Regions from separate parts of the Mus musculus genome. Here region 2 is linked to region 1. A link is a contact called in ENCODE Hi-C or POLR2A ChIA-PET data. All regions are on one chromosome and are shown on one strand. Each heading gives the region's core, a stretch centred on a gene start or an enhancer-like site at or near the end of the contact. The rest is flanking DNA. Distances are from core to core; before and after follow the strand shown. Region 1 holds the start of Hagh (hydroxyacyl glutathione hydrolase). Region 2 holds the start of Nubp2 (nucleotide binding protein 2).

What was found. Hi-C counts contacts between places; a loop is a spot of excess contacts on that map. ChIA-PET counts read pairs that join two places held with the same protein, here RNA polymerase II (POLR2A).
Region 2: a map of heart shows a loop between it and region 1 (5-fold over the local background). The contact joins the promoter of Nubp2 here to the promoter of Hagh in region 1. A Hi-C loop is called at or near these places in 14 of 37 maps with a recorded cell type or tissue (CH12.LX, Patski, T-helper 1 cell and 7 more). POLR2A ChIA-PET finds 5 or more read pairs at or near these places in 4 of 5 experiments (Patski and embryonic stem cell).

The regions. Positions count from the first base shown.
Region 1 is chr17:24,847,325-24,851,773 of GRCm38, reverse strand. It overlaps Hagh (hydroxyacyl glutathione hydrolase), which reads right to left and starts at 1,284. Exons shown (of 9, transcript NM_024284.2): 1 at 1,106-1,284. The coding sequence starts at 1,181. It overlaps Fahd1 (fumarylacetoacetate hydrolase domain containing 1), which reads left to right and starts at 1,472. Exons shown (of 1, transcript NM_023480.3): 1 at 1,472-2,878. The coding sequence starts at 1,673. The coding sequence ends at 2,356.
Region 2 is chr17:24,884,752-24,889,115 of GRCm38, reverse strand. It overlaps Nubp2 (nucleotide binding protein 2), which reads left to right and starts at 2,766. Exons shown (of 7, transcript NM_011956.3): 1 at 2,766-2,837; 2 at 3,279-3,397; 3 at 3,499-3,697. The coding sequence starts at 2,810. It overlaps Spsb3 (splA/ryanodine receptor domain and SOCS box containing 3), which reads right to left and starts at 2,442. Exons shown (of 7, transcript NM_001163751.1): 1 at 2,356-2,442; 2 at 1,199-1,336. The coding sequence starts at 2,436.

The DNA of each region.
Region 1 (4,449 bases), core at 35-2,534:
CACCGAAGGATTGTCTTGGAGTGGGCCAAGGAGGCAGCAAATGACCAAGGGACTCCACTGTACTTTTGTCTGAATTTGTGGTGCTGGGGCTTTAAGCATTCTAGGGAAGTGCTCTGTCACAACCCTGCTCCCCATTTCTCCTTTTTTGGCACAACAGCTGGGCACTTTCCAGACCCCTTCTCATGTTCAGCAAAATAAGCATTTCTATAAGATCAGGTTTCTGTAATATTTGAATTCCCCTAAGCCCTAGCACTATCCACGCCGATGGACAGCGGAGGGTGAGAAACAGGTGAATACGAGCCCTTTTATGTACTTCCTGGTAAAACACAACAAACCTGCATGGATAAAGATCATGTTATTACCAGTGCTCAACCCACTCTAGTCGGAAGAGAGCCTGACTGCTCTGAAGAAGATGCGATCACTCCTATGGAAGGAATTCATCGCTCCCAGCTCCTTAGTTTGCAACTAGGGACATTCTGTTTGAATTGAGGTCAAATCCACAGACACGTTTTATATTGCTCAAACGTCAAAAAACGTTTCAGAGTTGCCTCTTCTCACCAGGAGGGCTTCTGCGGCACCAAAAGCTGAGCGGCTGCTCAGTAGTTATTGTACCTAGCTCTTAAATCGCCTAGCTCTTAAACAGCCTTCAGCAGCGACACTAAGGGGTATCCCTTAAATGGAGACCCATACTTCTGTTCTCAACGAGCGGACTTCTTAATAAAGATGGTTCATAGACTTTCAATCACGATTGTTCCAAAGTTCCCGGCTAGCTGAATTCAGGCTGGCCAGCTCCGGGGCTTTGGCAACCCACTGTCGCCACATCAGACGTTAAGAGGAAAAGCCGACTTAAAAACTAAAGTCGCAACCCCAAAACTGGAGTCGGACTCTGGCCAGGAGGGAGCAGGTGCCAGCCCTCTGCCTCGATCCCGGGCCACGAACCCCTCCAGCGCCAGATGCCTATTCCAAGGCCCTCAACACGCCCGGCCCCGCTTCTCGCCCGCCCGGCGGCGCTCAGCACCTGCGCCTGGAAACAGCAAGGGCTCGCCCAACCGACGTCCGGCCTCCAGCACCCGGCCGCGCCGCGTCAGTACCTAGACACACTTACCCAGACCACGGCGCGCGCAGGTGGCTCCCAGCGCTGACAGGCTCCGGAGACACAGCGACCCGCGACCCAGCACCATGACCCACGGGGTGCACAGCCGGGTCGCGGAGTCCGCAACACCAGCGTCGTGGGCATCAACACTGGCGTTGGCGACTGCAACCAATCAGTGTCGTCCTCCTACTGCTCCCAACCAACCAACTCCTGCTCTTTACCAAAATGCCACGCCCTCAATCCATCAGTGACCGCCCATAGAGTTCACAGCCAACCAGTGCCTGTCTCGCACCGCCGCGCCGCCCCTAGCCAATCAGTAGTAGCTCCTGCCCCCCCCCCCCAAAATGTTCCCTAGCTGCCCTAGCAGCCTTGGCCTGTAGACTCGGTCTGCAAGTGGGTGTTGGAGGAGGCTGAGCGTGAGCCTCCTCGTCTCTCTGGGGCAGTCGCCTGCACGCAGAGACCTTTCGCTGACCTCAGCGTCCCGCTGCTGCGCAAGGAAGGGCGGGGCCGCTCCGACCTGGACAGCGTCCGAAGCCAGTCCTCTGGAGGCCGCCGTAGTCCGGGGGAGTCGGTGGTCACATGACCCAAAGCTGTACTATGGCTTCCACCAAACCGCTGTCTCGTTTCTGGGAGTGGGGCAAGAATATCGTCTGCGTGGGGAGGAACTATGCAGATCACGTCAAAGAGATGCGCAGCACCGTGCTGAGTGAGCCTGTGCTTTTCCTGAAGCCGTCCACCGCGTACGCTCCCGAGGGCTCACCGGTGTTAATGCCCGCTTACTGCCGCAACCTCCACCACGAGGTGGAGTTGGGAGTGCTTCTGGGCAAGCGTGGTGAAGCGATCCCGGAGGCTGCAGCCATGGACTACGTGGCCGGCTATGCCCTGTGCCTGGACATGACTGCCAGAGATGTGCAGGAGGAGTGCAAGAAGAAGGGGCTGCCGTGGACCCTGGCTAAGAGCTTTACGTCCTCCTGCCCGGTCAGTGCCTTCGTGCCCAAGGAGAAGATTCCTGACCCTCATGCCCTAAGACTGTGGCTCAAGGTCAACGGAGAGCTCAGGCAGGAGGGCAAAACATCATCTATGATCTTTTCCATCCCCTACATCATCAGCTATGTTTCTAAGATAATAACCTTGGAAGAAGGAGATCTTATCTTGACCGGGACTCCAAAGGGAGTTGGGCCAATTAAAGAAAACGATGAGATCGAGGCCGGCATAGATGGGGTGGTTAGTATGAGGTTCAAGGTGAAAAGATCAGAATACTGAGAGTAGAGTGCCAAAGGGGAAGGGAGACAGAAGCAAGGGAAATAAATGACACTAATAATGAAAATCTAAAAATTATGCTAGACATGTCAAAAAAGATGAATCCTTAAAAAATAACGTGATCTAAAAGACCTGGGACTGAAATAGAAACAGGAACAACGAAGCTAAAGGATATAGAATGCTTCCCAAGAGGGCAATGTTAAACTAAACTTTGAGAAGTTGTAGTTTTCTTTTCTAAAACTGAACTGAATAGACTTTTCAATAAATCATTCTGAAGTCTATACCTCCAGACTTAAAAGTGCAAAGGAAGTAACTCATTAATGCTGTTGGCCTTTAGGAAAGCTGTTTGTACAGAGCACTCCAGTTGATTTTTACTTGGGAAAGTCCTCCACCTCAAAGCCAGATAAGAATTTTGTTAAGTGAGCTCTTGCTGCAGCCCTGCCTTGTTTACTTTGGGTGTGGCTTCTGAGTTTGGAAGATAATTTTGAAATTGTTTTCCAAATAAAGACCATTTCTGTGTGACTGAAAAGAGCACTTTCTTTTCCCAGGGTGGGGAGCACTTCTTCCTCTGGGACTTAGGACCTTGGCCTTTGGTTTCCTGAGCACTGTGCCTCTTTAACTTATTAACCACATAAACCAATACTTCCACCTCAAAGACACAGGCCCTAGGGAACTGACAAGCCTGGAGATGCTGTGTGTGTTCATGCTTGCACCCCTCCCTGATAAAATGCCTGTCAGGATGCACAGCACAGTTGTCAGGGCCTAGTGGAGTCTTGTAGAATTAGATAGTGGCTTTTGCTGAGAGGGTACATAGGAGCCTGCTGGTCCCTTTAAGAAGGCATGTTACATCTTGTTAGTAGTTTATCATTACTGTAAGGCAATATGCCAACCATAGTTCATTCCATATTTCTGTGTATTCTGGGTTTCTTGTTTGTTTTTTTTGTTTGTTTTGCAAAGCTATACCACTGGCATTATTATTATTTCTGATGACAATGCAGACTTAGAAGATAGAACTGAAGTAGAGCCAAGTTGTAATGAAATTGTCACAAACTCAGAACCTGAAGTTTTAACTACAGCATAGGTAGTGTCATATAAGTAGATATATAAGAAAATTTAAGCATTTAGGTATTCTGTGAGCCCCATGCTTAATTATTTATTATGAGGTCCCATAGTGCTATTTGATAAATATGAAATATGATTTTTAAGAGTCTCACTATTGTAGCTCAGGTTGACCTTGAACTTCATAAACCACCTGACCTAAGTTTTCCATTTTTTTATCTTCTAGTAGTTTATTGAATTACTTAGCAATCAATGTTTATTATAGATGAGTGAGGAATATTAGGTGGGAAAGGAACAAAACACCTTATGGTTCATCTACTCAGAGACAGTCGAAGTTAAACATTTGATATAAATTCTTCCAAGTCTATATAAATATTGTTTTAAAATAATTTGCTTCCACATCCTTTTTTTAAGACAGGGTCTCACTATGTAGCTCAGGCTTGCCTGTAACTCATGATCCTCTCCCTATTTGCCTGACTGCTGCTGAAAGAATAGCTAAATACTACATCATACCATTTTCCTACCTGATGCTTATCCTAGCTATTGTGACTTCCACATCAGTCAGCGCCTCTGCAATATGATTTTCATTGATCATGAGTGAGTCCAGGTTAGCCCTCTGATTTTAGACATTAGGATTTGCTTGTGGAATCAACACGCTGTTAATTTCTAACTGCTGTGGCTGGGTTCCCAAAGTCAAAGGGTGTGTTCATATTGCAATGTACTGTTAGTCTAGCTAGCAAGTACAAGGTTGAGCTGAGATATCTACCAAGTTAACAGATGAATTAAGCAATCTGAGGGCACAAGCTAGTGCCCAGAATGCACAATGGCCATGGGGCCAATGTCCATCAAGCAGCAGAATGAGCTTTGGAACACACATCTGACATCAGCATTACACAAATCCTTGGATGCAGGAATCAAAACCAATCCAGTTCTCAATTCCTGCTAAAATAACAGTAACCCCAACACCAAGAAGATACATATCCCTTCTACTTATTTTAAACAAATATAGCCTATGAAAAAGCTAAAAGATACAGTCA
Region 2 (4,364 bases), core at 1,517-4,016, 36 kb before region 1:
GCAGATCCACTGAGTAAGAAGCCAATCTGCCTAGGACAGGAGGAAGGGAGGAGGATGCTCAACCCAACCCAGGCCCAGGAACACCCACAGCTACCTGCCACATGACAGACAACAGGCATGCGTGTGTCACTGTGATGACTGAGGCTGTTTCAGGTGCATCATTAGGAACTGGAGGTGTAGCTGAAAATTTGGGCTGACTCAAGCTCAAAAGCCCCCAAGAAGGGCCTGGGGCACTGCTGACCTAGTAAGTAAATCAAGTTTTCCTTATAATCTGGTGATCCAATGGGCTTCTAGAAGGGAGCCTAACTGTAACCCTAACCCGGCTTCAGAGAGCTGTAACATCAGAGTAGAGGCAGTACAGGGCAGAGCCAGAACACCAGTCTGGTACCAGCAAGTCAGTAGCCACCTACTCCCAGGAGCCAAGTCAGGCACACTGGGCTGGGTATCTACCTTGTGCTCAGAGACTCCAACAAAGGAAGTCTTAGGACATTTGAACTTCAAGAACTATAAATATTATAAAGAAAAATCATGCACTGATGACCCTAAGGGTATCACATGGTAGAGAACTGACTCCAGCGACTCCTGACCTCTACACGTGTGCCCACACACAATAAACTGTCTCACGTCCAAGGCCTGCCTGTGTTACAGTGTGAGACCATTTCTGAAAATAAAACCAGCAGGGATAGTGACACATGCCTTTGATCCCAGCACTTGGGCAGTTCTCTTGAGTTCAAAGCCAGCCAGGTATATACAGAGAAACCCTGTCTCAAAAACCCAAAAAAGATCACAGATCCTATCATATACAACACACATGAAATACAGCATTTGTGTGACAAAAACATCCAGGGTGATCCAAATGGCTCAGCATATGTATGTGTGCTACTGCACGTCACGGACAACCTAAGCTTGCTCCCCAGATACCAAATAAAGGTGTAAGATAGAACACACATACAAGGCTCCTGACCCATTCACTGTGGCACACAATAATAAAATTGGCAGGCCTGGTGAACAAGCATTGTACAGTAACCAGCACTATCCAGAACTTTCGATCCCTGTCTCTTGTCTTGAGGCCTGACATACCTCAGGCTTTACCAGACCAAAAAGCACCACATACCAGGACACAGCTCAGCTGCCTGGCTCAGTGTCTTTTTCACCCAACATAGACACTGGTTATCCCCACCTTGCCACTTCGACCTACCTGCCCATCAGAGTCATAGCCCCAGTTAGAGCTGCCTGCCAGAGCCACAGCCCGGGCATCTGTATCTCGGCGGGCTGCGCTCAGGACGAAATGCCATGCCCTGCTACTCCGTGTACGCCGGGCCATAGTGGAGAGAACCTGGAAAAAAATAACTGTAACTTTAAAGACATGTAATGTATCAATGTCCAAACAAGGCCCAAATCTACACCCCACAACTCTGCCCCCTGCCACTTCTACCTGGCAGCCTAAGCCATGGATCCACCAAAGGCTGGGGACTCCAAGCCCTCAACACTGAGCTCTGAGCTCCAGAAACTCCCACAAGCTCGTACCTGGCTCGAGTATCTGAGCACCTCAATCAAGCCCAGGGCGATGGTGTGAAACACAACCCAGACACCCATGACTTTGGATGTGTCCCAGCCCATCTCTGCATTCTGTTCAGGAGCTGTTGCCCCTCAGGCATTTGACACTTAACTTGCTCCTCCTCCGCGGTCCACTTTGGCAAATGGCATCCACAGCATCCAGTTCCTCATGCCAGAAACACCGCTGTCATCCACTCCTGACACCCCTCCTTGCCATTGGAGACCCCCACCGCTTCCTGCACCACACAACTCCCTCTCACCCATCCGGCTCTGCACACTACAAACTCAGTCTTTGATACAACCTTAAACTCACTGGCTTGACATCGTTCTTGGGACAAAATGAAAGGCTTTGAGAGGTCCGGATCTCCTCTCCCGAGTGGACTGTCTTTGTCTAATAGTCGACTCTGTCCTAGCTGCCTCCTGTCCCCCTGTAGACCCACTGTACTACCCTACCTCGCCCCGGCCATCCACAAAGAAGCCGGGCGGGGCCGCGCACAGCACTCCACAGCAGTTGGGTTGGCTGAGCGCCGTATAAGAACACACAGTAGGAACCCAATGAATGAACCAGAGATGTCCCTGGACGTAGCCACGCTCGGCCTCCGCGGGGCTGAAGGTTGCTTCCCTCGCCAAAGGCTCGCGGATCTCGCCACAGCGATGCCGTCCCTGACGCCTGACTCCGAGGCCCCCGCCCAGACTCCCGAGCGCCACCGCCAGGGAACAACGGGTGGCCGGCTTGACCGCCTGCAAGGTCAACCCGCCGGCCGCCGGGCCTGACCGGGCTGGGCCGGCGCGGCTCACCTGCGGCCAAAAAGCTCCCCCGGCGCTGACCCACTTTCCGTTCCGGCCGCGACGCAAACAATCCCCGCCCCCGCCCTGCATTGGCCCGGCAGCCGAAGGCGGGCTCTATGGCAGCTTCGCGCGGGGGCGGGTCTCGCGAGACAGGACTGCTGTCAAGAGGCTTGCACAAACTGTCAATCCTGAACCAAAGTTTCTATTGGCCCTCGCTAGAGCGGTCAAAAAAAAAAAAAACTTTCGCATGACCATTGGACAAATATAAGGAAGTGTGTCCGTGCCCGTGGCGTCATCATCAGTTGCCAGGATCGGGACCTCCTTGGGTGATCTGATTGGCTGGACGGTGAATGACTAACCTCTCAAAATGAGTAAGGGGCGGGCTCTTGTCACCATTGGTTCAAAGGCTGCGAAAGTTTGGAGAGGAAGCGGAAGAGAGCCGCGAAAAGCAACTAGTAGCGGAATGGAGGCTGCTGCCGGTGAGCGTGCAGGTCGGTCAAACGCGAGGGGTTGGGAAAGTCTGAAGGCGAACCGCGTGCAGGCCCACGCCAAAGCATCCCATGTCCCCTTGTTTACTGAGCTAGCCGAGTGTCGCGATGCACACATCGGCGGTTATATCTGCTCTAAGACCTCAGCCTCACGCCTTTCCGAGAATTGGGGGCCCTGCTTCCCTAGAACTGGAAGTCTCTAGTGTGGAGTCTGCGTTTGTGCGCGGGTGTCGCTTAGCTGTGATCATCTACTCTGTTAGTTTCCTCTGTGTCTGTTAAAATTAGCTGGCAGTTTGAAGTGAGCGTTCACGTGTGCACGTGCCTTCAGTTGCTCCACTTCAGACAGAAGTGAGGCTGAGACAGGTCTGGGGCTTCTAGAAGACCTACCCGCGTGCCTTTGTCTTTGTCGCTCTCTCAGACACCCCAACTCCTGTTTCTCACCAGAACCCGGGAACCTGGCCGGGGTGCGACACATCATCCTTGTTCTTTCTGGAAAGGGTGGCGTTGGGAAAAGCACCATCTCCACGGAGTTGGCCCTGGCTCTGCGCCACCAGGGCAAGAAGGTGAGGCCTGGACCAGGGTTGACACCTGTTTCATTGTTGTCCCTAGCTCCCAACAGGCTTGGCAGACTTCTTTCCACCCCTCAGCATCCTCCTCCTTGCAGGTGGGAATCCTAGATGTGGACCTGTGCGGTCCCAGCATACCACACATGCTCCGTGCACAAGGCAAGGCCGTGCACCAGTGTGACAATGGCTGGGTGCCTGTCTTTGTGGATCAGGAGCAGAGCATCTCCCTTATGTCTGTGGGGTTCCTGCTGGAAAACCCTGATGAGGCCGTGGTGTGGAGAGGTCCCAAGAAACATGGTAAGAACTTAGTGAGAAGCAGTGCTTCCTCCCTTCCTCCAACTCCTCAGTGCCTCTTTACTGAGGCCGCTTTCCCCCATCTCGTGCCTACTGCCATTGGATAAAGCCAGAAGCTGGCCCTGGCCTGTATTGGAGTCTCTTTCCCATTGGAACGCTTCTACTGCGCATAGATGTCCACCCTTCAGGGTATATATACCTCTGGGTTTCTCCCAGCCTCTGGATGGAGAATATGACATGAGACCAAGATCAAGGGAGAAGCTGTGCTCTGCATTTGTTGTGAAGCCATCAGGCACTCCTTAGATAGGAAGGGATCTCCCTTCTGAGAACCCTCCCTACGGGCCCTCACTCAAGCCAAGGGTCTAAGGCCGCACAGTGTGCAGTGGATCCCAGTGCTGAGCTTTAAGCGGGTAACATTGAACCATCCTAGCTGCCATGAGAGACTGCCTGGGAAGAATAACACACTTAGATTTAATGGCTAGCTGTCCTGGATGTGCTGTCAAGGTGCTCGAGCCAGGGCATTTTCTCTGGGCTTGAGGGCACAGATGCCCTTAGAGTCTAGGTTGCATCCTCACCTGGGGCCTCAATGGGAGTTGGCTACACCCCGCCACGTGGAGTGTGCAGACAGTTGAGTGCTAGCAGGTGGTAAGGCTGCTGGAAAGCAAGGCGA